Linked DNA regions of Homo sapiens: all the other regions are linked to region 4. The links are chromatin loops, found by intact Hi-C in ENCODE. Cell type or tissue: Calu3. All regions are shown on one strand.

Region 1 (8,000 bases), 340 kb after region 4:
CTCAAGGGCCACAGTCTGCTGACCACTGGTCTAGAACATTCTTCTCCCAAGTATCTGCCCAGTCTCTGTTCAAATGTTATCTCCTGAGAAAACCTTTCTTGGCCACACTCTTTCTTTTTCTTTTTTTTTTGAGGCAGGGTCTCACTCTGTTACCCAGGCTGGAGTGCAGTGGTGCAATCATAGCTCACTGCAGCTTCAACCTCCCCGGGCTCAGATGATCCTCCCACCTCAGCCTCCCAAGTAGCCGAGACTACAGGCATGCACCACCGTGCCTGGCTAATTTTTGTATTTTTTGCAAAGAAAGGGTTTCACCATGTTTCCCAAGCTAGTCTCAAATTCCTGAGCTCAAGCGATCTACCCTCCTTGCCTCCCAAAGTGCTAAGATTACAGGCGTGATTCACCGTGCCCAGCCTGGCCACACTCTTTTTTTTTTTTTTTTTTTTCTTGAGACAGAGTTTGGCTCTTGTTGCCCAGGCTGGACTGCAGTTGTGCGATCTTGGCTCACCACAACCTCTGCCTCCCAGGTTCAAGAGATTCTCCTGCCTCAGCCTCCCGAGTAGCTGGGATTACAGGCATGCGCCACCACGCCTGGCTAATTTTGCATTTTTAGTAGAGACGGGGTTTCTTCATGTCAGTCAGGCTGGTCTCGAACTCCTGACCTCAGATGATCTATCTGCTTCGGCCTCCCAAAGTGCTGGGATTACAGGCGTGAGCCACCGCGCCCATCCCCGGCCACACTCTTAACTGTGCCCTCCATCACTCTTTATCCCTCACCCCTCTCTTTTATTCCACAGCATTTATCACTTCCAGATCAATTTGTCTATCAGCTTAGAGTCTGTCTTCACTCTAGTGAGGGAGAGCAAAGGTTTTTTTCTGTTTTGTTGGTCACTAGCGCCCAGCACTTAGTAGGCACTCAGTGAATATCTGTTGGGTGAATGGACGAGCAGCTGCCACGTTCATCTGTACACGTCACCCAACAATGTGTGTGCCTCGTCTTTCAGGGCTAGAGAAGTCCTGGAAAGGTCAGCCAGGTTGCCAAACCACCTCCCTGCCCCAAGGGAGGCTGCATGCAAAACTACCCCATGCAGATCTCAATCTATCTTTCCTTCCTTCCTTCCTCTCCCTTCCCTTCTTCCCTTCCCTCCCTTCCCCTCTTCACCCCTTCCCTTCCTCTCTCTTTCCCTTTCTGTCCTTCTCTCTCCAGTGAAACAGGGCAGTGAGATGCCTGTTGGTACCAAGTCCCAGAGGGTCATCACTCTGTGCTGCCACTGAGACAATTCCAGGAGCCAACAGCATTTTCTTTTAGAATCTGCCAATCTTTTCCAAACATTCCACAGAGGACTTTAAAAGAGAGAAAAAAAAAAAAGAGAGAGAGAGAGAAGTGAAGAAAAGTGACTCCTGACAGCCCACCCTGTAACCACCAAAAGCCAGTCCCACTTCTCTCCAGGAGACTGATAAAAGAATTTTTTCTTTTTAGCAGAGAATAATATTCACCTCTCTTCTTCTAGCTATTGTGGGTTTTTCCTCCCTAAATTCCAAAACCAATCTTTCAGTGCTGACATAGTAAAATCTGCCTTCCTAAAAAACCTCAGGGCTTTTCAAGCAGCCAAAAACCTCAACCATTGCACAGCCCACAAGATTTTGCAGAACAGATTATAATCCCCAGCCTCCCTCTCCTCCTCGTGAATCACAAACCAGCTAAACTCCAGTGACAGATTATGGAGCTACTGCTCTGAACCCTCCATGGGTGGAGGGAGACCAGACAGGATTGCTGGCTGCAGAAAGAAAATCATTCCACCTCATCTGTGAAGGAACCAAACTGCAGCTTTTCTCTAAAGCACAAGTTGATGGCACTTTGATGTATAGTGTTCCCTAACACCAAGGCCACTCATTTTTTTTTTTACCTCCTTGCTCTTGTGGACATGATCTATAGCAGGGGTTCCTAACCCCCAGGCCATGGACGCATTACTGCTCCATGGCCTGTTAAGAACCAGGCTGCACAGCAGGAGGTGAGTGGTGGGTGAGTGAGCAAAGTGTCATTTGTATTGACAGCCGCTCCCCATTGCTCACATTACCACCTGAGCTCCACCTCCTGTAAGATCAGTGATGGCATCAAATTCTTATAGGAGCGAGAACCCTATTGTGAACTGCACATGTGAGGAATGTAGGTTGTGCATTCCTTATGAGAATCTAATGCCTGATGATCTGTCACTGTCTCCCATCGCCCCCAGATGGGACTGTCTAGTTGTAGGAAAACAAGCTCAGGGCTCCCACAGATTCTATGTTATGGTGAATTGTATAATTATTTCATATTACAATGTAATAATAATAGAAATAAAGTACACAATAAGTGTAATGTGCTTGAATCATCCAGAAACTACCCCCACCCCACCCCACCCCACCACATCCACGGAAAAATTATCTTCCAGAAAACCAGTCCCTGGTGCCAAAAAGGTTGGGGATTGCTGCTCTATGGAGCCCCATGCGGCCTCAAAGTCCCTCAACTCTCAGTGTCCCTGGAAGACTTTTCGGCTACACTTTCTGTCCAACCGGTTCTGCCCTTTATTTTTGTTTCAGGGAGGATTATTGCCATGGCAATGTCCAGGTGACAGAGTCAGGAGGGGGAAGAAACCCACCTGTATTCAACCCTTAATCCCTTAAAGCCTGTCAGAAAGCAGCAGCCTTGGAAAATAAGAAGCCTGGCCAGTGTTTCCTATCGATCACAAGACAGAATAAACCAGAAAACAGCTCTCCACGAAGAAGCCTTGGTCAGTCAAGTGTCCCTAGGGGCTCTGCCAATCTCCCTGCATAGGAGATCTGCCCAACACACATTTGCATTTTCAGAAAGAGCAGAGCAGAAAGGAAGCAGAAAGCCAAGTCTGTGGTGGGGAAAAAGGAAAGTGGGTTTCCCATGAGATTCAGGTAGCTCCCCAGGACCGAAGGATCAGCTGGGCACGTGTGCTTCCTATCTGGGTAGTGCTGGTCATTTCTGTTTGCTGTGGCCACAGTGTGGCCATCCTATCGGCACCTCTACCCAAGAGTGGGTGGAGCAAACAAAACAAAATTCAGTTCCTGGGTATTAGCTTAGCACCCAGTCCACAAACCTCCTCTGCCTCTGAGGAGGTGAGAGGCCCTTAAAGCTACGGGCATTCACAAAGAAACAGGAGGAAATGAGGAATTCACTGGAAATTTTTGCCGTCTATGCTAGGAGGAACATCCCAGGTACCCACAGGGACTATCAACAAGTATCCACCCCAAAAAATAGATTCAATAAAACAATAAACTTACAAATATGAACTTGTAACTGTGGTTTACTATTCTTGGGGAAGTCTGTTTTATTTCTTTTCTTTTATTATTTCTTTGAGACAGGGTTTTCCTCTGTTTCCCAGGCTGGAGTGCAGTGGCACAGTCATGGCTCACTGCAGCCTTGACCTTCAGGGCTCAAGCAATCCTCCTGCCTCAGCCTCCCAAGTGCCTGGGACCACAGGTGTGTGCCACCACATCCAGCTAATTTTCAAATTTGTTGTAGAGATGAGGTCTCACTACATTGCCCAGGCTGGTCTTGAACTTCTGGGCTCAAGTGATCCTCCCGCCTCGGCCTCCCGAAGCGCTGGGGTTATAGGTGTAAGCCACCGCACTTGGCCTGTTTTAAATAAGTGTTGTATACTTGTGTGTGCTGGAAAACAGCTATCCAGAAAACACCACGGATAGACAAGCTTCCCCAACCAAATTGTGTTCCCAGTTCATGCGTTATCCACTGACCCTCATTTAAACTTGGTTTTGGCTCCCTGTGTTTTTCATTTCATTGTTAAGGAGGCATACACTAGATCCTTCCTCTTCTTGGGCTCAGTTATCCACAGAGATACAATATTTTAAAGGTTGTCATGTCCTTGCCTGGCTTATCAAGGAAGTAAGGGACAGCCCAAGGGCTTCCCAGGTAAGGAAAAACAACGGTTTTATAAAGCCACGGCTGGTGACAGTGCAAAAGGAAAGGCTGCTTCCATTGTATCTGGTCATTGGGTTTGCTGTGTGCCTATCAGGTTTATAAAACAAACTGCAGCAGTGAGAGGCTGTGAGTGAGCTCTCTTCCTTCCCCTATTAACTATCTATGCAGTAAGAAGGCCTGATGCACCCATTTAGCTGGGAATAGCTGCCAGAACTTTAAGGCTGATGCCTGGGAGAGAGTCAGTGGGCGGCACCGGGCTGGCTTTCTGAATTCAATCAGAGGTGGCCAGCCCCCTCTAACCATGATCCAAATGTACATGCCAGATGAGGAGCCGTCGTGGTTGAACAGGGAATGTTTCATGCAAATCATGGGTTTGGAGCAGGATTTTGTGGAGGGAGCATCCTTGAGAAAAATGTTGGGATGGCTACGGACTGGCGGGCTATTAGTCACAGAGCCACCACCTCCTCCATGAACGATGAAAGTTCTTACCACCCTGGATGCACAGATCAGCAGTTAATAATGAGGTCTCAGCATGGAGGAGACACATTCTTTCACACACATGCACACACACACATATGCACACCTGCACACACATACATACATACATACAAGCATGCACAAGAAGTCTTAGAGCCCCATCTCCTTTTGGCTGGGATTTTGCATCCTGAGAATCTTGGGTGTTACCCATGGGAACAAGCTCCTCCGAAGCCACACATGGTTGAAACTCCTCTCCCAGTGACAACGACGTCACGTCTCCCAGGCACTGGCTCCCTTGGGAATGTGTGAGTTGCTCCCCTGGGGCAAAGAGCAGCTGCTCGGGGTGACTCATAAATTGTGCTCTCAGCCCTGTCACCCACTGTGCCTCCCGTCCATTACTCAGCCTTCTCCCTGCGCTTGTTCCTATGGCTGCCCCTCAACCCAGCTCACCGCTGCTCCCAGCTCGCTCGGCACTCTGCAAGGATTGGCATTTGCTTCGGGCAGACTCTTCTCTGTCCCTGCCTTCTCTCCTCCATGAGACCCAAGGCAACACAATTTGCCCTTTGAGGAGTTGGGAGTGGGAGCAGAGATCGGGGTGACAGGGGACAGAGAGATAAAGGCAAGAAAAGAATGTTCCCTTCGTTGAAAAACAGTTCAGCTCCAGGGTCACCTCTTTGAAATCATCAGTGACACCTCACTCTGCGTACTCCCCTCAAACACAGCCCCTAGGCATTGCTTCTTCTAGGATCTGGGATTTTTGACACTGAAGGGTCCTGGCTGCCTTAAATCCTTTCTAGAAGAAAGTGGAATGAGGCAGAGTATAAACAGACAAATACACCCAACAGGTGAAATAAAACTTGAGCTTCTTAAGCAATGCTCTGTTTCTACAGGCAGCTCCCACTTGTGGAAAGGCAGAGGGATGAGGAGGGTGGACATGAGTCAAGCCTCCCCCTTCCACTCCCCACTGTCAACCCCCACCCTGACCCATTCAACAGCCTAGGGAGTTCCCTGCTTAAGGGAATCTTAGAACACACACCCTCTGCAAATACCTACAGCCTGTGTACTGAAACTTAGAGATTACTTCTGAAAAAGTGACATCATCAACAGTACAGGATTCTCAAAAACTCAGTCCCTGTTTCCTTTTTACTTCTGTTATTTTAAAATACCAAAGATACTTGCATTTTCTTCTTTTCCAACTGTTAGTGAACTCTATTCCAATCAGCATTAAGCCCAGCAATTTTTGTACTAGGTACCTACTCCTACACTCCCTGTTTAATAATCAGTCATCTAGAATAGGGACTGGCAAGCTTTTTCTGTAAAGGACCACAGAGTAAACATTTTCAACTTTGTGGGCCATGACATCTCCATCGGAGCTACTCAACTCTGCCATTGTAGCATGAAGCACCCATAGACAATAAGCAAATGAACAGGTATAGCTGAGTCTCAATAAAACTTTATTCATAGACTTGGAAATTTACATTTCATATAATTTTCACATGTCACAAAATATTCCTTTTTTTGATTTTAACTTTTAATGTGGAAAGGATTCTTAGCTCACGAGCTGTACAAAAACAGGTGGCAGGCCGGTCTTGGCCCACAGACTGTAGTTAGCCAACTCCTGGTCTAGAATCAAATATTTAAATGGAAACCCTGAGAGAGCTCTTTCTTTTGAAAAGAATATGATAATCGTGATAATAGCTCCCATGTATTGAGCACTTGTTCCATGAAAGAACTTGACATGGAAAAACGGCTTTTCATCCTCATATTAACATATGAGACAGGTAAATATTTTCTCTGTGTTTTGTGGAGGTAGTCACTGAAACTGATGAGAAGAAAATTAACTCACCAGGTTCACTGCAGCAAGGATTGGAACCTGAAGTGCAATTCCAGACAGAGATACGGGATGCACGGGTTCAGCATCCTTAAAAACACAGATTCCTGTATGTTAAGGAGGTGATGAGAAGGAGGTGTCTGGGGAGCCACCCCATGGGATTTATATCACTTGTTCAGAAAAACCTTCCATCAAGGCTACCATGAAGGAGTAGTCTTCCTGCCCAACTCCTAAACATTTCGCTCAAGTGAAACACAGCTCAGATGGACTCCAAGAACCCTTTAGAACTGGGGAGAGGGAGGAGAGTGGATGCATTTGACAAATGGTTAAGGGCCACCTTGTACTGGGGGTCATAGAAGGTACTGAACGGTGATTGAGAAGCCAACTGCAGGGATGTGAGCCTTGGCTCATTATTTTTGGCTCTGGCAGATGCCTGGGCCCCCTGCCCCTGTGAGTACTACCCCAGGATGCCCAGAAGCAGGGTTCTGTCTCCACGTACTACCCCCAACAGGAGGTCTCTGCGTCCAGCAGCCTCCGCTTCCAAATATTCCCCATTTCTGCTCTTCCTCTAGGCCCAGCCCTCCCCACTGTCAGCCTCCAAGGTCCAGGCTGGAGGCAAAATGTCCCAGAGCTGAGTCTGCTGCCACCCAGAGAGAATTCTATTCAAAATGAGGGCCCTGGGAAAGAGTTGGGTGGCTGCTTTCAGTTCCTCTTAGGCCCGATGCCTGATTTCTTTTCCATTCTGGGCACCAAGGCTCATCTGGACAGAAGAGCACACTCCTTGGCTGCCTCTGGGCCCACCACACCCGGTGGAAAGGCACGGATCCTGGATATAAACCGACCAAAGCAAGACAAGGCCGTCTGCTGGAGCCGCCCTCCGCCCTCCAGACACGCACACTGGTTTCCTAATCCTTGGGATTTCAGGAAAAGGAGGCCCGACCCGCCACGGCACTGAGAGGGAGGGAGAGAGGGAGAGAGAGAGAGGGAGAGGGAGAGGGAGAGAGAGGGAGGGAGAGAGAGAGAGAGAGAGAGAGACCAGGCGGGAGGCAAGCTTCTCATTATGTAAAACACTTGGCTCATTCCTCTTTCTCTGCATCCTGCTAGCGATTTTGTATCCGGTTTGGGAATTCCAGGAACATCTGCAATTGTCTTTTGCCCAACCACACATGTGCAAGCTGTAGGGCTCAGTCATGTTCCTACCTGCGGTGCCCTGTCATTAGCCCTGAACTGTGTGTGCTTTCTCTCCTCAGCAGCAAAACATATAAAACCCTGGCCGGCGACCACACCTGCAGGACTCCACCTCCCCGCCTCCTCCCACTGAGACCAAAGGCAGAGAGACCAAGTCACCTTTCCGACAGTGAGAAATGCCAGGGCGAACAGGGCTTGTCTGAACAGTCCAAGTCCTCTAACTAAACAGACAGTACATTTTTAACACAGCGTTCTCCCCTACCTCTCCCTGTTTGTGTGGGAAGGCCTGGGGAGGCCGGGTGGAAAAGGGTAGGTGCAATTCAATTCAAGACTCTCAGAAGGGGTGCTTGCTTGCTTTGGTTCTACTTCAGCCAGCACTGATGACCTCCACCCAGATCAGAAAGGAACTCTTTGGACTATGAGTCTCCAAAGTGCAAGAAACATTGACCTCAGAAGCCAGCGACCACCTCTTCTTGCCACTCTGGGTGTGGCAAGATGGTATAAAAAATAATGCCTACTATTGCTGTCTTCCGAACTAAAATAAGCAATGCATAGAAT
Region 2 (8,000 bases), 290 kb after region 4:
CCTTCTAGGTCCACTTTTAGGAATTTATTGTGAGAAAATAGTCATGAATATGGTGATGAGCTGTATAATGGCACAAACTCTTGCTCCCCTCCACTCCCTAACAAAAGACAGTCATGTTCTAATCCCTGCTATGTATGAATGTTACCTTATGGTATATGGTAAAAGGGACTTGGCAGATGGAATTAAGTTAAAGGTCTTGAGATGGGGAGATTATCCTGGATTATCCAGATGGACCCTAAATGTAGCTGTAAGTGTTCATATAAGAAGGAGGCAGAGGGAGACTTGACTACAGAGAGGAGAACTCCACAAAGGCAGAGACTGGAGTGATGTGGCTCCAAGCCAAGGAATGCCAGCAGTCATCAGAAGCAAAAAACAATTCTCCCCTGAAGCCTCCAAAAGAAACCTGCCCTGATGACAATGACTTGGTTTTAGCTCCAGAAGTCTCAGTCAGACTTCTGACCTCCAGAGCTACAAGAGAAAAATCTGTGTTGCTTTAAACCACCAAGTTTGTGGTAACTTACTACATCAGCTTCAGGAAGCTAGTACAGATATAAATAAAGTTTGCTGCAAGGATTGTCATCAGAGCCTTATTTCACAGCAAAAGGGAAAAAAATGTTGGAAACATAAAAAAACTATTAAAAAATAACCATGTCACATGTTCCTACAATGAAATACTAAACAATCAAGAAAATATTGAACTATTACTTAATGATAAAAGATTAACATCCTATAACTAAATATGGTTCCTATTTCCTTTGCTTTTATACATTTTTCTAATAGTAAGCATCTTATAATTCCTTCTGTCATTGTATAAGTTACATGTTTATTTGCAGAGTGGTATGAGTGTTAAGGATGGTTTGATCCCTTTCTATGAATAAAGATGCAGGAACTGGTGGAAATTTAGTAGAGGAAGTCAAACGGAGCAGGAGGTCCAGAGTTGGCATCCTTCTGGGTTCTGAAAACCTCCAAGGTTCCTGGCAAAAAGACTCTCCTCTACACACACCTCATCCTGGCACCATGAGGCATCTGGCCTGCAGACCCTGCCTGCTAACAAATGAAAGAGTCCAGTCTCCTTACCATGCGGCTCAATTCCCCAACCCCCCACCTCAAGTCTGGGAGAAATACAGACTTGAGGTGGGGGGTTGGGGAATTGGGCTGCAAAAATAACCCTCAAAGCATGGTTATTTTTGCCTCCTTACTCTTATCTGTCTTTCAAGGTTGGGTGGTGTATTAGTTTACTAGGGCTGCCATTTCAAGTTAGTACAAACTGATGGCTTAAAACAACAGGAATTTCTTCTCTCACAGTTCCGGAGGCCAGAAGGCCAAAATCAAGGTATGGAGAGGGTTGATTCCTTCTGGTGGTTTTAGGGGAGAATCTGCCCCCTGCCTCTCTCCTGGTTTCTGCAGGCAATCCTCAGCATTCCTTGGCTTGCGGATGCACCACTCCAATCTCTGCTCCATCTTCATAGTGCCTTTCTCTCTGTCTTCTTCTCTTCTAAGGATGTGTCATTGGATTTAGGACCTGAATCCAGGATGATTTCATCTCAAGATCCTAGCTAATTACATGTGCAAAGACCCTATTTCCAAATAAGGTTAGATTCTGAGGTTCTAGATGGACATGAATTTTGGAAGTTCACTACTCAAACTATTACAGAAAGCCTTCATCTTCTCTTTCTCTTTGGAGACAGGGTCTCACTCTGTAGCCTGCCTCGAGTAAAATGGTGCCATCTTGGCTAACTGCAACCTCCGCCTCCTGGGCTCAAGTGATCCTCCCACCAGGATCCTCTACAAAAAAATACAAAAATTAGCTACCTGTGTGGCTAATTTTTGTAGAGACAGAGTCTCCCTATGTTGCCCAGGCTGGTCTTGAACTCCTGGGCTCAAGCAACCCGCCCACCTCTGCTTCCCAAAGTGCTGGGATTACAGGTATGAGCCACCATAGCCAGCCTCCCTGCTCTCTCTCTATTTCAGTCCATTTTTTTCTCTAAGTTTCAGTAACTCCACGAGGTCTTCTCTGATTCTTCCAGGTCCCATCCCTTCACAGAACTTTTCTGTAGTCTGCATCCCACAATTCAGCCATAATGCCATACTCTCATCCCCTGTTCATTGCCCAGGACCTACAGATGGAAGTATCCAAAGGCAGATGGACACTCCCTAAACGGATGAACTTCCCAACAACTGCAGTTGCCAATGTTAGAATGGGTGGCCTCAGGAGAGATAAAATTCTCCATCATTAAAGTGTCCAAGCAGAAAGCACCTATCTGGACAGGCTGGGAGGATGTTGTGGGTCTGAATGGGAGATGGAATGAGGTGGTCAAAAAGAGTCTGATTTTATTAAATATGAGAACAAAGACTGTACTCAAATAACTTAGCACAGTGCTGAGCACTGAAAAGGCACTAAGCAGATGGGTATTATCCCACTAGGGATGTTCCTTTAAATCTCAATCTTCCTCCTTTCAACAAATGCATGGAACTATACAAAGCAAAATAAACCATGAGAAAGAAAATGCTAAGTCTGAGACTATTTGTATATTCAATGGCCATTTGCAGACCACCTCCTTGGTATACTGCACTATGGGATAGAATCTGACACTCTTCTGCAAGTCTCTCTTCTTTGATGGCAAGGTGACAAGCAGGGCATGGTCGCATGAGCCTGTAATCCCAGCTACTGAGGAGGCTGAGGTGGGAGAATCACTTGAGCTTGGGAGTTCAAGACCAGCCTGGGCAACATGGTGAGACCCCATCTTCAATTTTTTTAAAAAGCAGCAGCAGAAGCAGCAGGTGATAAACCAGGGCAAATCCTATGCCAGGAGACACCTAAATCAGCACCCCCAATGGTTATGTGACCTGAGAAAGGAACTCCATGCCACCAGAATGTCTAGATGAGCAGTTGGAGGGTCCCTTGGCAAAACCTAAGAGATGGGGTTCTGGGATCTATTTTTGCGCCTGCCCAACCCACTAAGAAAGGGAGAGAAGGCAGAGGAGCTGCTCTCTGCAGCTGCCAAGGGCAGGCTGTCTGCTCATGCTGGAGCCCAGACAAAGCACACCCACCCGGTGGTGATTTATCAGCCGTGGGAGGCCCAAGAAGCTCTTAAGCCGCAGGTGGGTGCCTGTAAAGCCACCCTCCCTGGGGAGCACAGACCTCAGGCCTTGCTCTGCTGCTAATCACCATAAGCACCCCGGTGCCTCAACCCCGATCTGGGTGGCCCTTAACCACTCCCAAAGCCCTGTCACATGCTCAGTGATCTCAGCCGGCCTCACATAAACCCTGTCAAGTAAGCAGGACAGGTGTTGTTATTATTCCCACTTTACAGATGGGGAAAACTCTGGGGGAGCAGTTCGATGGCTTGCTCAGGGCCACCCAGGGAGCACATGTCCCAATTCCTCCCATAGACTAGGCAGGCAAGTGGCATCGCCACTCCCTCTGTGCTGCCTGCCAGCACTTGAGGGTTTTACAAAGGTGGCAACAAATACCAGGGATGTCTCTTCCCCCTGGGCCCTGGGTCCCTTTTTGGACACTGGGGAGCCTGACTCACTAAAACTCCTGTGTCTTTCTGTTCAATCATCCTCCCTCCTCCTGCTTGACAGTTTGGAAGTGGAGGGGCAGGGCCCTGGCAGGAGTAGACATAGCTTGTGCCCAGGCTGAGCCTCCCCCAGGAGCAGTAAAACATGCCTTTTGGGATCTGAGAGGAGAAGCTGCCCATTCTGTACTTTTCCAGACGTGGAGAAAGAAAGGAGAAGGCAGAGCAGATTTGAACTCCTGGCTCAACTCACCAGCCCTGTAGAGGTCCTCAGAGATGAGCCTTGTATTTCACTAAGCAGCCCCAGGAAGCGGTTTGGGGGACTTCAGAGCAGAATGGAGCAAGAGGAACACTGCCCTTGTTGGGGGCCGGAAGTCGGTGGGGTGTGAGTTAGTGATCCTCAGGTCAAGGGCCTCCACGGGAGGATGGGACCCCTGGACCCACATAACCCACGCTTCCCAAAGGCCTTCACTGCAGATTCGACGGAGCCGCAGGAACCAGGACTCAGGAGGTGGCACCTGCAGGGCCGGGAGGAGAGGGACATGCAAATGAGGCCAGGCCATCCACAGCCCACTCCTCCTGGAAGCCCAGAGTCTGGCTGGCAACTTGAACCTGATCTTCTAAACAGGACAAAAAAAGAAAAAAAAGTTGTGATTTCCCCTGACCAACCCATTTCTTTTTCCCCCTTCCCCAACCCCTGTGGAATTTGCACCCTCAAGAGGCACCTGGGGAGCCACCAGCAACTAAGAGTTCAAGGGGCTCCTCTGCATTTGGGGTCAGGCAGAGAGGAGCCACAGCAAGGGAAGGTGAGTGGACAGTTGCAAGCTGTGAAAAGCCAAGTTGCCTCCAGGCATCTAGGCCTGCGTTTGGTTCCCATGACACTCTTACTGGCAGCGTTAATAACTAACCACGTCCCAGACAGGTGCTGGCGGCCTAGCCTTAGGAGTTCTTGTTCAGGGCTGGAAATGAGTCACTTCCCTTTTATAGTTTGCTAGGAGACTGAGTCACCCAGGGGCCGACCCTTTCACACAAGTTCTCACACCCTGGCCAACTAATATCCATGTTCATACCCTAGACCTACCCATCTACCAGGTCAGCCAGGCCCAGTGGGGCTGACCCTCATGGTCTATGTCAAACAGCATCCCCAGGAGTGACCCAGTCCCTGCCTTTTCCCTTTGTCCCCCTACTCTCTCAATGGAGATGGCCCACTCACTGTCCCAAGAGGCAGCTCCTGCCTGGGCAGCTGTCTGAGAAGGACAGAGTCTGACAGGTAGGCGCCCATGCCCAAGGCCCAGTTAGATCCACCTCATCTTTGACCTTACTCTAAACATTGCTCTCATACGTCCTCAATCCTCTGTTTGGAAACCAAAAACACCAGAAGTGGAAAGTTCCAGAGCTGATGAACTAAAGGACAAAACTGCGATGCAGCAAGTCAGCTTCAACCCTCTCGGGAAGGGCAGAGGCTGAAAGCAGGTAAACTGAGGCCTGTGACTGTTAATACACTCCCCTACTTCAGGAGTCAGGTGGGAGGCAGGAGAGGTAGGTCATCGAGTCCAAGGCTCTGAGCACCCACATTCGTCAGGTGGCTCTGGTGTCAGTCTCTCAGGACTAATCTCCTGATAGACAACAAATAAACATCATTAGAGAAAACAAGCTCATATGCATTTTTCAGTAACCCTTCTTTCCCCACTCTCGTATGGCCTCTCTTATGTTTGCCAGCAGGTGGGTACCCATGCCCAAGACCCAGTGACATCCATCTCACCTTTGACCTTTACCCTAAACATTGCTCTCATAACTCCTCAACCCAAGGGGTGCATTTGGTCTTTTTTAATTTAAAAAATTAATTTTTCTTAATTAAAAAAGAGTGTATGTAAGAGAAAAAGAAATAATGAAACTAAAAAACAGGAGGTTAAAAAAAAAAAAACCTCCCCGAAATAGTTTGGGGATTTACTTTTTTTTTTTTAATCCTCAGAAAGTCCCTCTTGCTACCTGGTTTCTAAAACAGACAATCAACAGAGATGACATCAGATTAAACAGCACTGGGTGTCTCACTGCCAGGGGCTCCAGGCAGGTGTGAGACTGACAGGTTGAGAAAAGATGACACTATTTCTTCCCTTAGAAGATGAAAACCAAGGAGGAGAAATGACAGCAGAGGCTGAGCCCCGGGTGTGGTGGGAAACGTGACACCCTGCCAGCCGTTGGCCTTTTGGGTGAACTCTGCTCGCTCCTCTGCATGGGACGACACTGCAACCCGGCGCTTGTTAGTTCCCCCATCTCTCAGGTATCACAGCCAAACTCACCCCAAGGGCTCAGAAAGCTCAGCCTGTGGCTGTCTCACCTCCACAGAGCCCCCTGGACTTTCCAAGCCTGCATTTTGAACTCTGTTGGCTGCGGCCGTGGCTTTCACTTGACCTCTGCAGAGAGAGAGGGGCTTTCCCTGGGACACACGTCTTGCACATAGCAGCTAAGAGCGCCAGCCAAGCTTCGTCGATAGCACCAAGGGTCCAGATGCCAGGAGAGAGACTCCACCCCCAGAGGTGGCTCAAGAGTCCAAGTGAGTCATGAGGTCTGACCAGCGACCATAATGTCCCAGGGTGAAGTGGGAGGCCTGGAGATGGAGCCCGCTGCAGGGACAGGAACCACAGTGACTCACAGTTGGACCCCGAGGGGAAGTTCCATCTGCAAATCCTCTAAATGGCTCTGGTCCCCGGGTGAGCTCATCTGCACTGCCGCTGACACTCAGAACCAGGACTGGCTTCTTTCTCCCAGGGCCCGGGTTTTTCACTCTCAATTATGGTTATGGCAGAAACCAACATTCGAGCCGCAGCACCTCTCCCCTACCCGCCACACACACACACACACACACGATGGATGGACCTGGGGAGACAGCGTGTCCTCCTGGAGCGTCAGAGTTTTCACCTTTAAAAACAGTCCTTCCTCCTAATGATCTCACCACAGAAGCTCTTGGAGCTATATGGTAGGGAATGTGACAGTTCTTTAAAAGGAAGTATGTGAAATCCACACAAGGCAGTAACATTGTAATATCACTGTTTAAAACTTTGGCTCCAGGGACCTGGCCATGAGGCTACCATCTTGCTCCATCTCCCTGGGCCATTGGTCTGGGAGCGGAAGAATGCAAGGCATTGGGGAGGAAAGTGTCCATGTTGCCCAGGAGCCTGGCGGGATCACTCAGAAACACACTCAACCTTGGGAGAAACACACAGGTAAAGACCCCACCACTCCCATTGCCCTTTCCTGCTCTAAGCGCTTCCAGCAGACTGCAATATGTCCACAATTCTAAGGCTTTATCAGGTAGAAGGGGGTTCTGGCGTGGCCCCCAGCTAGCTCTCCACCGTGTGCATGAACAGCAAGGTCCCCCAACCAAGGGCACCAGGCATTCATTTCCCTTATAGGTTCTGTTTTCAGGTTACGTGCAATCACGGGACAGCTGCTAATCACCACCAAGACGGGGCCGTCCCAGAAGCATTCTTAGAAAGACACGCTGGTTCTGCGAGCTCTGAAGCACCCTTAGCCTGTCCTGCCTGGAGGATCATTGTGGCTGCAGGACGAGAAAGACAAGAGGAAAGACGGCCGACCCATTCATTCCTGCCGTTGTCAAGTTGTCCTTTCTTGGAGGGAGGAGGAAGACGGGAGGGTGCTAAGAGGCTGCGAGACAACAAGGGGACCCCTCAAAGAGCATCAGGGAGACCACGAAGAATGATCTCAAGCAGTATTAGCTGCTCCATGGCATGATAATGTCCCTGTTGGGTGTTCCCTGCACTCTGTACCCCTCATACCCTAACTTCATCAGAACAGGAGGAAGGGGGCATTTGCTGTCTCTCTCTTCCTACCCATCTTCCCCACTCCCTTTCATTTCTTTTTTTTTTTTTTTTTTTTTTTTTTTTTTACTGCTGGGGCTGCAATCTGCCAGTGTGAACCCTGGTGGCTCTGCAGGCAGCAGGGTGAGGAGAGTGACCCTCATATGAAGCCACGACCCCAATGCAAGAGGCTATCCTGAATCTGGGAGTCACGGTTGTTCAGAATCAGTCCCTGAGATGTGGCACCGTGGCGTTTGACATTATCACCACCATCGATGTCATTCTATGGTAACGTATGTGTGCCATTGTGTGCCTGGGACACAAACAGGCACTTTCGATACCCCTCCTGCTTGGACCCTTCCCCTGCCATCCCCTCCTCCCACTGGCCGCCCTGTTGCTCTCAGCTTCCCTGTAAAGAGGCCTTTTTCACAATGAGTCGGATCACAGCATGCTTTGCTCAAAACCCTGCCTGGCTCCCAGGTCCCTCAGAGGGAAGGCCCAAGGCCTCTGGGCCTGACCTGGTCTGACGGTCACCGCCCCTCTCGGCGCTCAGCACTTACTGAGCTTGATTCTCAAGCACACCATATACTCCTGCCTGCTTTGGGCCCCAATGTACCTGCTCCCTCTGTCCCAAAGGCTCTTCCCCAAAACATCCTCCTAC
Region 3 (8,000 bases), 210 kb after region 4:
CAAAGCACTTGTCCCAGGTGAACCAGCCATCTTCTATTCCATTAACAAGCCTGTTCATCCCGTGCGACCTCTTTCTACCAGAGATCTATTAATTTTAGCTAACAATCAGTGAAGAGGACACCATTTGATCCCAGAGCTTAAACCCATACTTCTTATTCACTGGTTTGACCACTTTGAAAATAGTAGCAGGATCAAATAGGCTGAGCCTCCCTCTTTGGACAGAACTTCATTGAATTGTAAATGGAAGGTGTTAGCCTTGGAGACAAGCTTAAAGATATGGTATTACTGCTTGTTGGATGTGGACCACCACTTATAAAAACCTACTAAGCCACTGGTCAAATTGATAGAATCCATACAGTACCAGAATCTAGAAAACATGGGGCTCAACTCAAATTTCCATAAAAGTGGCCAACAGGACCAGGGAATCGGCATTGAATTCTCAATGTGTGCTGACTTTCAGCCTCCAAATGTCATGGTCAACACATGGGGTCTCAGGATAGGACATCTGTGGGCTGGCAGGTTCCTGAAGCGTTTATTGGAATTTTCTTGGGACTCTTTTCCACAGTGCTAGAAACTGAATTGTAAGAAAGTAATCACAATGAATTCTTAATAATTGAGAAAAAGCACGGGGAAAATGATCACATCTGTTCAGACTAAAATGGAATCGTTTCAGGGAATGCAAGCCGACAACGCTCAATCTACATTTAAGGCGACTGTATTTGTAAGATTGGGGACAAGGAAGAGGGGAGAAGCAGCTCTTGAGAGAGAGAGTCCTAAATCTGTATATTCAGAATCCATGGGTGAATGTTTGGGAAGCAGTGATTTGTGTGTGTATGTGTGTGTGTGTGTGTGTGTGTGTATACACACGCACACATATAAGCACACACATTCTCACACACTCGAACCCACACACTCCAGGTTTCTGAAGAGCTGTATACCATTACCCAGTTCGAGTTGAAATGAACCCCGTGCCTCCCTGTAGCCCCTGTTTTGAGTTGTATTCTCCTATCATGGGCAGGAGAGTCTCCTGCAAACCCTGGCCACGGCGTCCTCAGTCCAACTCTCCAACAGATTACCATCTTTCCCTTAAGTTGCCCTGAAAAGCAGCCCAGGGGCAACAAATCCCTCCCTCTTCCACCAGTTCCAACATTTCTCTAATGAATGCAGGAGAAAATTAATTACAGAGAGATTTTCAAGACCTCGGCATCTAATGACCAGCCCCAGCGCCCCCTCTCTCCAGTTCCTCATTGGCCCTGCCCAGCCCTGCCCTCCTTCCCTCCACCCTCCCCTCCCCTCCCTTCCCAGAACCCAGGAACAATACCGCAGGCTAATTAGGCAGGGAAAGAGTTTCTTGGCAAAAGGGGCTGAGTGCTAGGTCACTACCTTGAACAACCCAGAAGAAAAACAAAACAGCATTAAAAGAAAAAGAAAGGGAGGGGGACCTGTTAATCTCAAGTGCATTTCCGCCAAATACTCTCCTTTTCAAGTGTTTTCTTCCTGGTAAACAAAGTTCTGTGGCTGGCTTTGGAGATTTTAGGACGCGGTTGCTTAGTAATATTGGGGAAAACACGAAGTCCCCACCTCAGCCCCATTTTGTGCCTCCTCTCCCTCGGTCACTGCACTGAGGGGTGGTGACACATTCCCACATTGCAAGGGACAGCCCATTTGTGAAGAAGAGCTGAGCTTTCTTTTCTTTTCTTCTTTTCATGTCTCACAGCTTCCCGAAGCCCAGCAAAGAACAGAGATTTCTGCTCCCAAGTTTGGTGAATCTAGACCAGCGCTGTCCAGCAGAACTCGCTGTGATGATGGAACTGTCCCATATCTGTGCTGTCCAATATGGTGGTCACCAGCCACACGGGGCCACTGGGCACTTGAAATATGGTTTGCACAAATGAGCAACTGAGTGTTAAATGTTATTTCATGTTGATTAATGGAAATTGAAATAGCCACAGAGAGCTTGTGGCTTGGAGAGCCACAGCTCCTGTCAAAACCTCTGTGGGCTGAGGGCAACCAAGGGCACAGTAGTAGCATCTGGGTGGCTCGGTGACATTTATGAGGGACAGAGGATGGGATGGTATAAGGAGCACAAACAAAGGTCCTGATTTCACTACAGCCCTATCTTCTCTTTTCTGTGCCCTTGGGCATCACTTAAATTGATCCTCAGTCCCCTCTTCTGTAACGTTAGAGACAATCACAAGAGTGCACTTCACTGTTGTTTTGAGGCAAGGGCAATGGATGCCGAGTCCCCTAGTGACCTCTTCCACCAGAGAATAACAAATACAGGCAGACCTGGTGCTCTGCCTTCCTGCCTACTCTCCAGTCTCATCTCCTGCTCTTCCTTGGCTGGCGTTTTTTGCTCCCAGAATTCCATGCACTTTCAACTTTGGTATCTTTGCCTATGTCATGCCTTCTGCCTGGAATCCCTGCCCTTCTGGTTGCCTTGCCTTGGCCAAGAAAATTCCTGATCAATCTCAAGGGACCTAAAGAATAGGGAATCTTCTGAGCTCTGAGCTAGAAAGCCTGTTTCCCCTCTCCTGTCATCCCATCTTCCTCCTCCTGTCATCCCATCTTCCCCTCTGCAGTCATCCCATCTTCCCCCCTCCTGTCATCCCATCTTCCCCTCTCCTGTCATCCCATCTTCCCCCTTCCTGTCATCCCATCTTCCCCCTCTTCTGTCATCCCATCTTCCCCTCTCTTGTTATACCATGTTCCCCTCTCGTCATCTCTCTTTTTTTCTCTCTTTCTCTCCCCTTCTCTTTCCATTATGGCTGCCACTAGCTGCACATGGCAACTGAGCATTTGAAGTGTCGCTGGTACAACCGAGCACTGAATTTTTAATTCGAGTTTACTTCATTGAAGTTGAAATAGCCACATATGGCAAGCTCTTGCTTGCTCACTTCCTCGCTCTCTTGCACGCACACACACCCCACATGCTGTAGCTGGGCTACACACTCCTCTCCAACCCCATCCCTCTGAACATGTGTGCCCCTGAACTTACCTACAATCTAGTATTGAAGCAACCTCTTAATAAATCTACCATCCCATGAGAAAGCGAGCAATTAGAAAAGACACAGCCTGTGTTCCACTGTTTTGTTTTGTTTTTCATCTATGTCCCAGCATTCAGTACAGCATCCAGTACATAGTAACTTCTCAATGAATATTTCCCATCCATGAAACAGAAATTGTTCATCAGTCTACAGCCTATATCATGGGTCAGCAAACTACGGCCCACAGGCCAAATCCAGCCCACTGCCCACTTTTGCATGGCCCTCTAACTAAAAAGCGTTCTTTTATTTTAAAATGATTATATAAGTACCTCCCTAATAGCCTTAACTTTGCCTCTTGGCCTACAAAGCCTAGGATTTTTTTGCTTCCTGGCCCTTTAAGAAAAAGTTTGCCAATCTCTGGTCTGGATCCCAAGAACAGCTGCTAATAGGGCTTGGTGTAGCCTGTGGTTAGAGAAAGGGATAAATGAGGTCTGGGGAGGGGTGTGGAGAGAAGGGCCCACACCTGGGACAGTCCTAGCAAAGCTGAGCCCACAGGTACCTGGCTAAGTCTGCAAGAGCTGGTCCTCAGGGACACTGCCAGCCAGGGCAGCACAGACAGGCACACCTCGTGCTTCCTCCTCCCTCTTGAGCCATGGCAAATGGAAGATGGGATTTTCTGGATTGTGTTTTGTGGTTTGACTGCGTAAAGTAGCAGTTTCCATTCAAAACAAAGCCCCTAAGCATATTTTTAACAGCAATGGCAAGGTCTTCCAAAGAGACATGCATAGGGGCTTGGAAGCAATCTGGCAGGCAGGAAGCAGTCTGTCCTTCCCTTTCCTGCTAAAACATGAACCGAGGTTTCTAAGAACCAAAGCAAAGATTGCTCCAGGCCCTGACAACACCACATCAAGGTGAGCAACAAGATCCTGAAAGGTTACCCCATCTCTGTCCTATGCTCCTCAATACCCTCTATACCTGGCCTGTGTCTTCCTAATCTCCACCCCAGAAACAAATCGTCAATCATCTCTCCAAACATCACAAGCATCTGGGAATGTCTCCTGCCCCACTCACTTCCCTGCTGGGTTCACCCTTCCAAACAGAGAGGGGCTGAGCACACCCAATGTGCTAAATATTTCCCTGCTGCAGAATCTATTTTGCTGCTGCGGCTGCTGCTTGGCAGCAAAGAGACAGGAAGCTATTTAGATATATTATCTTCCTTTTCAGGAAGTTGAGAGGAACTTTTCTATTGCAGTTCACACAAACATTCCGTCTAATGGTCATTTAGTCATGCCGGCTCATTAGGTCACCAGTGAGGAATGCCCAGGCTGATTAAACATCATTCCAGCTTCTCTACTCGCTGCCCCGGGTCCCGGGGAGAAAACAGAGCTTCCATGGCCTGGTGGTGACCAAGACAAGGAGCCCATCCTGAAAGCCACAGGGGCTCACTGCCAACCTCACAGCCCCTCCCCAGCTCCCACACGGAGCACTTCTTACTTCTAAGGGGGCGCTGATGGCTTTATAAAGAAATGTGTATGGGACTGAGTAGGAAGGTGGGCCCCATGAATACCTCTGGTCAGATAATGCTGTCCTTTAAGGGAGATCAAAGCGGGCCCTTGGCAGAAGGCCCTGAGAATGCTGTTACCAAAAAATGCAAGACAGACCCATGATGAGGTCACAGAGATGAATTGATAGCTAGAACACAAGCTTGTGCAGAATGTAACAACTAACTATGAGTGAGTGGTGGTTATGCACTAGACATATTCCAAGTATTTTATGTGTATTCACTCATTTAAGGCTTGAACAACTCAACGAGGTAGGAATCATGAGGAAATTGGCCCAGAAAGTCAAATACGGTATTTCTGCTTAAGGTTGCACACACAGTGGATCTAGCCTGTGCTCTGCATTAGGACTTTCTGCAGTGATAGACATGTCCCATGGCTATGCTTTCCAGTGGGGTCACCACTGCTACATGTGGCTATTAAGTCCTTGAAAAGTCACTGGTGTAACTGAGGAAGTGAATTTTAAATTTTATTTAACTATATTTAAATTTACGTGGTGCATGTGGCTAGTTGTTACCATATTAGACCCCCTGGATCTAGGTGGTCTGGCTCCAGAATCCACACCCTTAAACCTTGGACTGTCCTGCCTTTTAAATCAACTAAGAGAATCAACTACTTACTGGGAGAATAATTAAACTCTAAAGGTGGAGTTTAGGTAGAGTTTCATCAATATCTTAAAGGACAAGAACATGTAAGAAATTAGACTAGGAAAGAGAGAGAAAAGCTAGCTTAAATTAAATGGTAGGCATTCAGGGCAGGTGTTTGGGAGGGTATATCTATAAAAGGAAGAAGGTAAAATACCAACATGGCTTGTCAAGAGAAGAAGTGGTTTCCTCTTGTCTAACCAATAAATTATATTGAGCTCCTACTACGTGACCTTACTAAGTCTTGCCCTCTAGAGTCATGTGGCCTGGGTGGGAAGCCAGGTATGATCCCCTAAACAATGCCAGGCTGCATGGGCCAGGGCAGATGGCAGGACTAAAGTCTGTTTATTCTGTTGGTATTCCAGTTAGCCGTTCATCTGTAAAGACAGGAGTGATCAAGGAAGTCTTCATGGAAGAGAAGGCATTTAAGCTGGAATTTGAAAGAAATGGCTTGAATTAGAAAAGTGGGACAGTGGAAAGGATGACTGCAATGACATACTTGGAAGGAAACATGAACTGTTCTTGGTGACTCTTAGAGACTGACATACGGAGAGTAATCAAAAATGACTTTACATGTTTTGGCTTGGATAAAAATAGTAGTTCTTGGGGCAAACACAGGAACTTTAGGGGGTGGTAGGAGATAGTTTCAGAAATTATGACTTTGGTTTTGGGCGTGTGGATTCTGAGGTGACGGATTGTGGAAATCTTGGATTAATATCCACTTTTCAGTTTAGATGGGAGGAGGATGGATTAGAAGGCTGCCCGAGATCACCTCCATTCCTGGCACTCAGAGGAGCTGCGTTTACTCTAAAGCAGAGAAATTAGGCCAAGGCAGAATGAAGAGGAGCCACAGGACTCCAGAGAGGTTCACGTCACCACCCCACAGGGGACAAACGCATACCTTGTTTTCTGAGTTGACAGACATCCGGTTACTTCATCTTGGAAGTTACATTCATCTGCCCTTTGGAACATCCTGCCCAATGACCGATTTTTTAAAATAGCTTCTTTTCCCTGATTATATTTGTAATACCTACTCACTGCAAAACATTTGAGAAAGCTCAAAAACAGAAATAAGGAAATGCAATCACAAAGACACACACACACACCCACACACAGAGACATATATGTATATATAGAGAGAGACATGCACGTACACACAGACCCGCACATGTATGTGTATGTTTGTGTATAGTGTATATAGTTTTCATCCATTTTAGCTGGTATTTAAAAATGCACTTTTAGCTGACAAAATCTGTAAGAATAAACAAGAAGATAACAATAGCCAACATTTATTGAGTTGTTAGTATGTTGTAGACATAGGGAAAAAATATACACCAATCTCTGCACACACATTTTAAAACAATCTGTTCCTAAAATGCATCTATTGGCTCTCTCCTTATTACCCAACATTCTTCAACACTCAGGTACGTGCGGGTACCTGTTTAACATCTCTTTTTGCCATGTGCTTATTTTCCTTCTAACTAGAAAGCTGTAGTTTCAGAATCACCTGTAACAGCCTCAGAGGCAGCCTATGAGAGGCCAAGAAGAGACAGAGTTGGGGGTTGACACATCATTAGGGATCCAAAAAAGCAGAATCCCTGCCAGGAGTCCCCGCCAATATTCTAAACCTCAAACCTTGAATTGCTGAATCTAAAGAATGCCCTGGACAAGAAAATCAACATTAAACACACCTAGAGAAATACAATAAATAGACACATATGAACAGTGCAAGCAGAGAGATTGAGTGCCTCTGGAAAGAGACAAGAGTGGGGAAGGCGTGCAAGGAGGTAGGACAGGACCCGGGGGAATTTGTGAGCTGCTGTCTTTAACCTGTCCCAGGGAAATAAGAATTGAAATATTCCCTAGTGAATATGATTGGCATATGCAGTTCATCCACAGATCATGGAAACACACCCAGATACAGACACACACCACATACAACCTCGATGGGCAATGCTTCCCTCCCACCTTGGTCTCCTGGGGATACCAACTAAGAGACTGGTGCTTCATTCTTGGAGACAGCCACAGTCTTTGTTTCTGGAGGTGGGTGGATCCTCATCTGGTTCATTTTTTCAAGAAACTGCCTGCTCCCTGAGAAAAGCTTGCTGGGGAGAGAGTTGTCTCACTGGATACGTCTGCGGAGGGGAAGAGAAGGGATGGCCTTTCCTCCAAAGATAACACAGCAGCCCCTGACCTCCTGCGAGTCTCCCTCCAAAACCTTCCTAATGAGCTGTCTCTGGGAGGGGGTGGATATTTTCCACACTATCTTGGCCTCTCCTTGGGTTTTTTTTTGAATCTTCACTTTTCCATGCCATAAACACCGTTTGCCATGACCTCTCCCTCACTGCCATCTCGGACAGCTTCTCATGCGTGAAACATATTTTTGTTCATTACTTTGTTGTCCACGACCTTCCTTCCCAACCGTCCAGCCCGGGTCTCCCTGCACCCTTCACCCCCACGTCACACATATAATGAATTGCTATTCCTTCAGACAACGGGGTGGAAAACTGTGGTCTCCAAGGCAACGGGGTATCCTGGGGTGGGGTGCTGGGGAGGGGGGCCTTGCCCGGCCAGGAAAGGACTGGAAGTAAAGGGGGGTGGGGAGGCACAAGCCGAGATGATATCATTCCTGAAGCCTGCAAGCAGCCAATCCGCTGGTGAGGATATGATGTCATCTCCCCCGCCCCCGCCCCTCTTAGCCTAGGTAGCCCCACTGAGAATTCTAGACAAGTATTGAACTGAAGTTGTATTACTGTGAGAGAAAGGGGGCGGGGGATGGCGATGGGAGAGAGAAAGAGATCTACGGACCC
Region 4 (8,000 bases):
CCACACTCCTCCTCCGGCATGAGCGAGGTGCACTCCCCCGGCGAGCACTCGGGTGAGTCGCCCCTCGACCCCACCGGACAAGCTATCTCCGTCCCGCCTGGCACACCCCCTGCCCTCCGCCTGGGAGATTCTTCGTGGGGACTTTATGCTTCCCGGGAGGGACACACTGCCCTTTGCGCCCGTCCCGCTCCCCTCTCTACCCAGAGCCTAAGAGGCATCCAAACAACACACACACAAACACACACACCCCAACTCAATCCCAGCATCCGAAGAGATTAACTTTTTTATTGGGAGGTAAAATGCCCTTAACAGCCTTACAAGACCTCTCCCTTCTTCTCTGCTCCCCCACCCCAAAAGCACACACAGGGCTCTTACACAAGTAGCAATTAGGTCTTCCGGACCCTCCGGGCCCCAGACCCTCCCCTGATAAAAGGGGGCTGTCCAGTGTGTACCGGCGGGTTAATCATTGGGCGACTTATCTCCGGTGCAGCGCGCCTCTTGCGCGGGTGCGGGCCCTTATTACACTTTAGCAGCGAGGGAGGGTCCCCGGAGGGTGCCTAAGACTAGGGCGTCTGCACAGCCCTTGTTGATTTTCTCGTGCTTGTTCTTTTATTGTCCACAGGGCAATCCCAGGGCCCACCGACCCCACCCACCACCCCCAAAACCGACGTGCAGCCGGGCAAGGCTGACCTGAAGCGAGAGGGGCGCCCCTTGCCAGAGGGGGGCAGACAGCCCCCTATCGACTTCCGCGACGTGGACATCGGCGAGCTGAGCAGCGACGTCATCTCCAACATCGAGACCTTCGATGTCAACGAGTTTGACCAGTACCTGCCGCCCAACGGCCACCCGGGGGTGCCGGCCACGCACGGCCAGGTCACCTACACGGGCAGCTACGGCATCAGCAGCACCGCGGCCACCCCGGCGAGCGCGGGCCACGTGTGGATGTCCAAGCAGCAGGCGCCGCCGCCACCCCCGCAGCAGCCCCCACAGGCCCCGCCGGCCCCGCAGGCGCCCCCGCAGCCGCAGGCGGCGCCCCCACAGCAGCCGGCGGCACCCCCGCAGCAGCCACAGGCGCACACGCTGACCACGCTGAGCAGCGAGCCGGGCCAGTCCCAGCGAACGCACATCAAGACGGAGCAGCTGAGCCCCAGCCACTACAGCGAGCAGCAGCAGCACTCGCCCCAACAGATCGCCTACAGCCCCTTCAACCTCCCACACTACAGCCCCTCCTACCCGCCCATCACCCGCTCACAGTACGACTACACCGACCACCAGAACTCCAGCTCCTACTACAGCCACGCGGCAGGCCAGGGCACCGGCCTCTACTCCACCTTCACCTACATGAACCCCGCTCAGCGCCCCATGTACACCCCCATCGCCGACACCTCTGGGGTCCCTTCCATCCCGCAGACCCACAGCCCCCAGCACTGGGAACAACCCGTCTACACACAGCTCACTCGACCTTGAGGAGGCCTCCCACGAAGGGCGAAGATGGCCGAGATGATCCTAAAAATAACCGAAGAAAGAGAGGACCAACCAGAATTCCCTTTGGACATTTGTGTTTTTTTGTTTTTTTATTTTGTTTTGTTTTTTCTTCTTCTTCTTCTTCCTTAAAGACATTTAAGCTAAAGGCAACTCGTACCCAAATTTCCAAGACACAAACATGACCTATCCAAGCGCATTACCCACTTGTGGCCAATCAGTGGCCAGGCCAACCTTGGCTAAATGGAGCAGCGAAATCAACGAGAAACTGGACTTTTTAAACCCTCTTCAGAGCAAGCGTGGAGGATGATGGAGAATCGTGTGATCAGTGTGCTAAATCTCTCTGCCTGTTTGGACTTTGTAATTATTTTTTTAGCAGTAATTAAAGAAAAAAGTCCTCTGTGAGGAATATTCTCTATTTTAAATATTTTTAGTATGTACTGTGTATGATTCATTACCATTTTGAGGGGATTTATACATATTTTTAGATAAAATTAAATGCTCTTATTTTTCCAACAGCTAAACTACTCTTAGTTGAACAGTGTGCCCTAGCTTTTCTTGCAACCAGAGTATTTTTGTACAGATTTGCTTTCTCTTACAAAAAGAAAAAAAAAATCCTGTTGTATTAACATTTAAAAACAGAATTGTGTTATGTGATCAGTTTTGGGGGTTAACTTTGCTTAATTCCTCAGGCTTTGCGATTTAAGGAGGAGCTGCCTTAAAAAAAAATAAAGGCCTTATTTTGCAATTATGGGAGTAAACAATAGTCTAGAGAAGCATTTGGTAAGCTTTATCATATATATATTTTTTAAAGAAGAGAAAAACACCTTGAGCCTTAAAACGGTGCTGCTGGGAAACATTTGCACTCTTTTAGTGCATTTCCTCCTGCCTTTGCTTGTTCACTGCAGTCTTAAGAAAGAGGTAAAAGGCAAGCAAAGGAGATGAAATCTGTTCTGGGAATGTTTCAGCAGCCAATAAGTGCCCGAGCACACTGCCCCCGGTTGCCTGCCTGGGCCCCATGTGGAAGGCAGATGCCTGCTCGCTCTGTCACCTGTGCCTCTCAGAACACCAGCAGTTAACCTTCAAGACATTCCACTTGCTAAAATTATTTATTTTGTAAGGAGAGGTTTTAATTAAAACAAAAAAAAATTCTTTTTTTTTTTTTTTTCCAATTTTACCTTCTTTAAAATAGGTTGTTGGAGCTTTCCTCAAAGGGTATGGTCATCTGTTGTTAAATTATGTTCTTAACTGTAACCAGTTTTTTTTTATTTATCTCTTTAATCTTTTTTTATTATTAAAAGCAAGTTTCTTTGTATTCCTCACCCTAGATTTGTATAAATGCCTTTTTGTCCATCCCTTTTTTCTTTGTTGTTTTTGTTGAAAACAAACTGGAAACTTGTTTCTTTTTTTGTATAAATGAGAGATTGCAAATGTAGTGTATCACTGAGTCATTTGCAGTGTTTTCTGCCACAGACCTTTGGGCTGCCTTATATTGTGTGTGTGTGTGGGTGTGTGTGTGTTTTGACACAAAAACAATGCAAGCATGTGTCATCCATATTTCTCTGCATCTTCTCTTGGAGTGAGGGAGGCTACCTGGAGGGGATCAGCCCACTGACAGACCTTAATCTTAATTACTGCTGTGGCTAGAGAGTTTGAGGATTGCTTTTTAAAAAAGACAGCAAACTTTTTTTTTTATTTAAAAAAAGATATATTAACAGTTTTAGAAGTCAGTAGAATAAAATCTTAAAGCACTCATAATATGGCATCCTTCAATTTCTGTATAAAAGCAGATCTTTTTAAAAAGATACTTCTGTAACTTAAGAAACCTGGCATTTAAATCATATTTTGTCTTTAGGTAAAAGCTTTGGTTTGTGTTCGTGTTTTGTTTGTTTCACTTGTTTCCCTCCCAGCCCCAAACCTTTTGTTCTCTCCGTGAAACTTACCTTTCCCTTTTTCTTTCTCTTTTTTTTTTTTGTATATTATTGTTTACAATAAATATACATTGCATTAAAAAGAAAGTGGCCCTGTGGATTTATTCACCCAGTTCTCCTGTTGGATGATTTGGCAAATTTGAGCACAAAAGACATTGTGGAGTGCTGATTGCTGTGATGTTTTTGTTTTTTATCAGCACCTTTGGCAATCCTAGAAAACAAGCTGAGGAAAAGACTGTATCTCCAAAAATCTAGGCAGAAAAATCTTGAAAAGTGCCACTCCAATAGATCACACAGAAAATTACATGTCAGTAGTTGCTCACTCTGGCAAAAATGTTTGTTGTGGTTTTCATGACCTCATGCTTCAGGGCAAAAGCTGTCCCTTGTGGAGGTCACAGGGAATATTAGACCTGAAATCAGGAGCTTGTCAGTAGACAGAATGCCAGAGGGGTGACTTGCTTATCTGGTTTTAATATGGCAAACTTTCCGTTCCTATGAACACATACCCAAGAAATGGAGTATCCACTTAAAAAGCAAAGGAAGCCAGAGAAAATCAGTGTCTACAGGGAACCAGAGAGAAGCCTGTCGTATTAACCCATTAAATGATTCAGAGCCTTCCAGATTTCTCTGTAGAGACAATGAAAGGGGATGATTTTTCTGCTCCCTCCAGTTTAACTCATTCTAAGCAGACGCAAAGCCATTGTAGAAGAAACAAGACCTAATCCTGTTTTCCTTGGCCCCAGTTAGATGGGGAGTTTCCAGGTTCAGAGAAACGTTCAGGTCATTTTTCATTAAATAGATGAAATCACTCCTTCCCTCACATGGGCACACCTCCCCATCCCCACTCCCACACCCCAGATGATTGGAGAAGTGTCTCTAAAGAGTCAGTCACCTTCACCCTCTCAGGCTAGTTTTACTACTGGGCCTGTGTCTCTGGCAGTCTTAACCAGAGTCCAACCTCTCTGGCATTACCTCACATTGTCTGTTTCTGCTTATTGGATTCCTGGCTGACATCCCACACCAGGAACATGGCAACCAGGAAAATGGTAGTTATCAAATCGAGGCAACATTAGTACTCGGCCTCCTTTGCAAATTCCTTCGACAAACATTGATTGAGGGCCTGTGATCTGCGGGGGACTGTGCAAATCCTTCCCTACCCCTTCAGACATCAAATTCTGTTCCTTGTTTGTGACATAGCCTTCCATGCGCTGAGGCCCTCCCTTCTTACAAAATCTCTATTTTTTTTTTCTCTTGCCAACACTCACAAAGTCCTTTTTAAAAGTCTCTGTGGTGTTCACTAATTCTTGCCTACCTTATTCGTTCTAATCCCTTTGTCTATTAAAATCAACACACACCATTCCACTGCGACTACCCCCTTCCCTAGCAAATCTGTATGTTTGCTAGACTGTTCTCCCTTCCAGAAATATGCTCTTTTTCCCAGTATGTGGCCTTTGCCAGGACTTCTTGAAGCCAAAATATTCTGTTCGGACATAAACTTGTGAAGGGAACTGAAGCAAGTTGTTTTGCTTTCCCGTGCCTCACTTTCCCCTTTTGCTGAGTATGTTTATAATTCCTCCTACATAGAGCAGGGTTGTTAATAGAGGAGATTTTAGCCAGAGCAATCTGGGAGTTGACTGCATTGGAGTCTCCTGGTCTGTACAGCAGTCCCCCTGCATTAGAATTCCTGGGAGTAATAGCCAGGAAAAAGAGTTTCATAAGCTCCCCAAGTGGCTCTGATACACAGTAAAATGCAAGAGACACAGGAGTGCTGGGAGAGAATTCCTCAGAATCCCGCTCACCCCCATATCTATCAGATCTAGTCAAAGCCCAATATCACCAGATTATAAAATATTTTGGAGGAATTTTTAGTCTAACACCAGAAGCACAGAGCTTATCACCCTGGCAACAGCAACACATTGACTGGAAACCTAGGAGAGTCCTCCACACCGGAAAGAGTTTGTATGTAGATCCAGGGTTATTTGTTTGTTTGCACTTAAAATAAAACCTTTTCTTTTCTAACCATTTTAACAAAACTGAAATTTTTAGCAAAAGGGAATAAAAATAAACTCATTTAAGAATCGGTCTTTTGCTCTATTATTAAATTAGAGCCATGGGGATTCACTGGAGCTGTTTGACTTTCCCACTTCAGCTCCATCCCATCCCTTTCCTTCCCTGATTTCCAAAATGAACGTTTGTGAGGCAGCATGGTGGCACGTTTATATTAAAGTAATCGATGAACTATCACTACAGCCAGAGATGGATTTACTATGAAGCAAACAAAGCTCAAGCTTCAGCACCTCTCAAAAGCACAGGCTCCTTTTAAGGCTCTGGACTTATTCTTGAATTTTTAAAATTTAAATTCTTTTTCTTAAAGAACTTCGCCTCAAAAAAAAAAAAAAAAAAACCATAAACTTCATGCCACACAAAAGCTGGATCTGCCCCTGATCACACCTATTGGCCAGTAAACTGAAGCATTAGAGGCTGCCATAGAAGATAGCAGAATACATTTCTTTCTGTTCTCAACAGTGCCTGAAACATAGTAGGTGCTAAACAAATATCTACCTTCCATCGTATCCATGAACGTGACGGTATTGCCAAAGAACACACTGGAATCTCTGCAATAACACTCTACCACTTGTCCTTACACAGTTTCTCATCCCTCTGAGAGTCAAATGAATTTTTGCTTCTCAAATGACATTCACTTACGGGCATAAGACAGGTTTCTTGCACACAAGAAATGCAATGACCTGCCCTCCTATTCTTTCCCTTTCCTCTTCCTGCTCATTCCTTTTTTTCTTTTCTTTGCCATCTCTCCTCTGCATTTTCTCAGTCTCCCCTTGACTCTGACAGCTGAAAACTTTGCTGGGCCCTGATTGAGCTTTTCCTCTTTTATCAAGCACAGACTAGAACTATTTTACTCCGAATTTCTGGAGAATCGTTCTTTTTTGACCAGATACAACATGGGCCAGGTAATCTCAGAAAACAACCAGGCTAAATTTGGGGCAATAGTTCCTTGAAGCTATTGTTAGACATGTCCCTTGAGCATTCAGGATTTTATATGGAGGTTCATCTGATCACCATTATTTCCCACTGTCATATTCCACTCTAGAATTATTCCCACTCCTCATTCTTGCCATAAATATTTGATTAGGACGCAACCATGAACAAGAAAGACTGCCTCATGGAGCTTACATTTTCATGAAGAGGAGGCGGGCGCAAATAAATAGTACTTCCTGGTCTTTCCTTGTTTGCATGCCATAGGGGAAAAAATGCAACTCATTAGAGCCAACTGGGAGAACAGGCACAGGGAAGGAGGAGTTGATGGATTTGGAAATGGTTTTGGTGAGAACATGCTGAGTTCATTTTTCCTCTCCTGATCTTCATCTCTTTTTCAGTGATATAAAATTGACTCCATTTACATAAAGGGAACCCACTCTATTTTTACCTTAGCCACTCCCTCCTGCCCCTCTGCCCCACCCCCCAGTAACCCTCTATTAGTCTCTCTACCTCTTAATGAACCATGGATTCATGGATCTCACAATCCTCTTTATAGCAGAGATCCCAAGAGAAAAATCCAGTCCCTAGTATCCAAAGGGCCTTTTGATCTCTACAGATTTGGTTAATGTACCCTGCAGATATGAGGAAGGAATCAGAAATGAGGAAGGTATAAAGAAAGGTCTTTTAATTTATTTGTGTTTGCATTGCAAAAATCTCTTATACATTATCTCAGCTATTGAATACTCCTCCATTGCCTCCAGAATACCTGCATGGATTGAGAGCTCACATCCACCATGGAGATCTTTAATTGTGGAAAAATCTTACCTCTGCAGTTTCCACGCGATGGTCCAAGGTGGCCCACCTCCACAGCAGAACAGTGTGTCTTATCTTTCTTCCAAGTGACAGCCTTTCAACTATGTGTGCAGTTTTAAAGTTTTCTTTTACTCTTCCCAATCTAAACACTTCCAATACATTTTACATGTGATAGGGTTCCAAAACCCTTTTATATTTGACAGTCTTCTTTGAATGTACTTCACTTACTAGTATTCTCAAATGAGTGCACTCAGATTTTTTTCCAGGACTCCAAATACTTGGCTAACACGGAAGACAAATAGACTCATCATTCTTGTCATCAGAAATCATATTTCTATTAATTTACATTAAAATCATATTAGCTCTTGTAGCAGCCAAGTCACCCAGTTATGTTACGTTAAGTAATTTCTTACCTATCCTGTAATTGTGCAATTGATTTTTCAACCCAAGTTTTACATATCCTCCTGTTTTGACTGGCGTATGACTTATACAGGCCCAACGGAAGAAAAAAAAATGGCAAAGGGATTTGCATTATTGAGCCCTTACTTTCGCAGTCACTGTGACAGATGTTTTATATACATGATCTCACGTAATCTATTTAACAACCCTTTGAGACAGGTATTCTTATTACAGCTTTATGAAGAAGGAAACTGAGGCTGAGAGATTAAGCAATTGACCTAAGGTTATGTGACTGGTAAATGGCATAGGCAACTACCAGAGGCTCCCCCCATCCTCTCAGTTTTCAAAAGAAAATTAGAAATAGAGTTCATAACGGGA

Evidence for each region. A loop is a pair of places that touch in the nucleus more often than their neighbours do. Peaks named below come from ENCODE experiments on the same cell type or tissue, not always from the same donor. Only the 100,000 strongest peaks of a DNase experiment are listed, where the experiment ranks them.
Region 1: it touches region 4 in a loop (5-fold over the local background); 10 of 110 quality-filtered maps call a loop at or near these places.
Region 2: a loop joins it to region 4, with 7 times the contacts of the local background. A loop is called at or near these places in 19 of 110 quality-filtered maps.
Region 3: it touches region 4 in a loop (5-fold over the local background); 14 of 110 quality-filtered maps call a loop at or near these places.

The regions. Positions count from the first base shown.
Region 1 is chr17:72,460,955-72,468,954 of GRCh38, forward strand. All of the region lies in intron 1 of LINC00673 (long intergenic non-protein coding RNA 673), which reads right to left. Among named protein-coding and RNA genes, the nearest start is that of LINC02003, 120 kb to the left of the region's middle. RefSeq lists enhancers at 4,545-4,754, 7,141-7,818. In Calu3, no CTCF peak of the experiment used is centred here; DNase peaks (open chromatin) are centred at 2,037, 2,527, 4,747, 5,387 and 1 weaker place.
Region 2 is chr17:72,416,926-72,424,925 of GRCh38, forward strand. It overlaps LINC00673 (long intergenic non-protein coding RNA 673), which reads right to left. Exons shown (of 4, transcript NR_152516.1): 3 at 3,775-4,141. Among named protein-coding and RNA genes, the nearest start is that of LINC02003, 78 kb to the left of the region's middle. RefSeq lists enhancers at 4,022-5,221, 4,612-4,671, 4,722-4,851, 5,465-5,874, 5,955-6,264 and 3 more. In Calu3, a CTCF peak has its summit at 3,785; DNase peaks (open chromatin) are centred at 3,226, 4,106, 4,446 and 6,086.
Region 3 is chr17:72,334,948-72,342,947 of GRCh38, forward strand. It overlaps LINC02003 (long intergenic non-protein coding RNA 2003), which reads left to right and starts at 7,864. Exons shown (of 4, transcript NR_135222.1): 1 at 7,864-8,000. In Calu3, no CTCF peak of the experiment used is centred here; a DNase peak (open chromatin) is centred at 4,344.
Region 4 is chr17:72,122,921-72,130,920 of GRCh38, forward strand. SOX9 (SRY-box transcription factor 9) reads left to right here. Exons shown (of 3, transcript NM_000346.4): 2 at 1-52; 3 at 623-3,496. The coding sequence ends at 1,467. Among named protein-coding and RNA genes, the nearest start is that of SOX9, 5.9 kb to the left of the region's middle. RefSeq lists an enhancer at 275-798. In Calu3, no CTCF peak of the experiment used is centred here; DNase peaks (open chromatin) are centred at 661, 791, 1,291, 4,331 and 2 weaker places.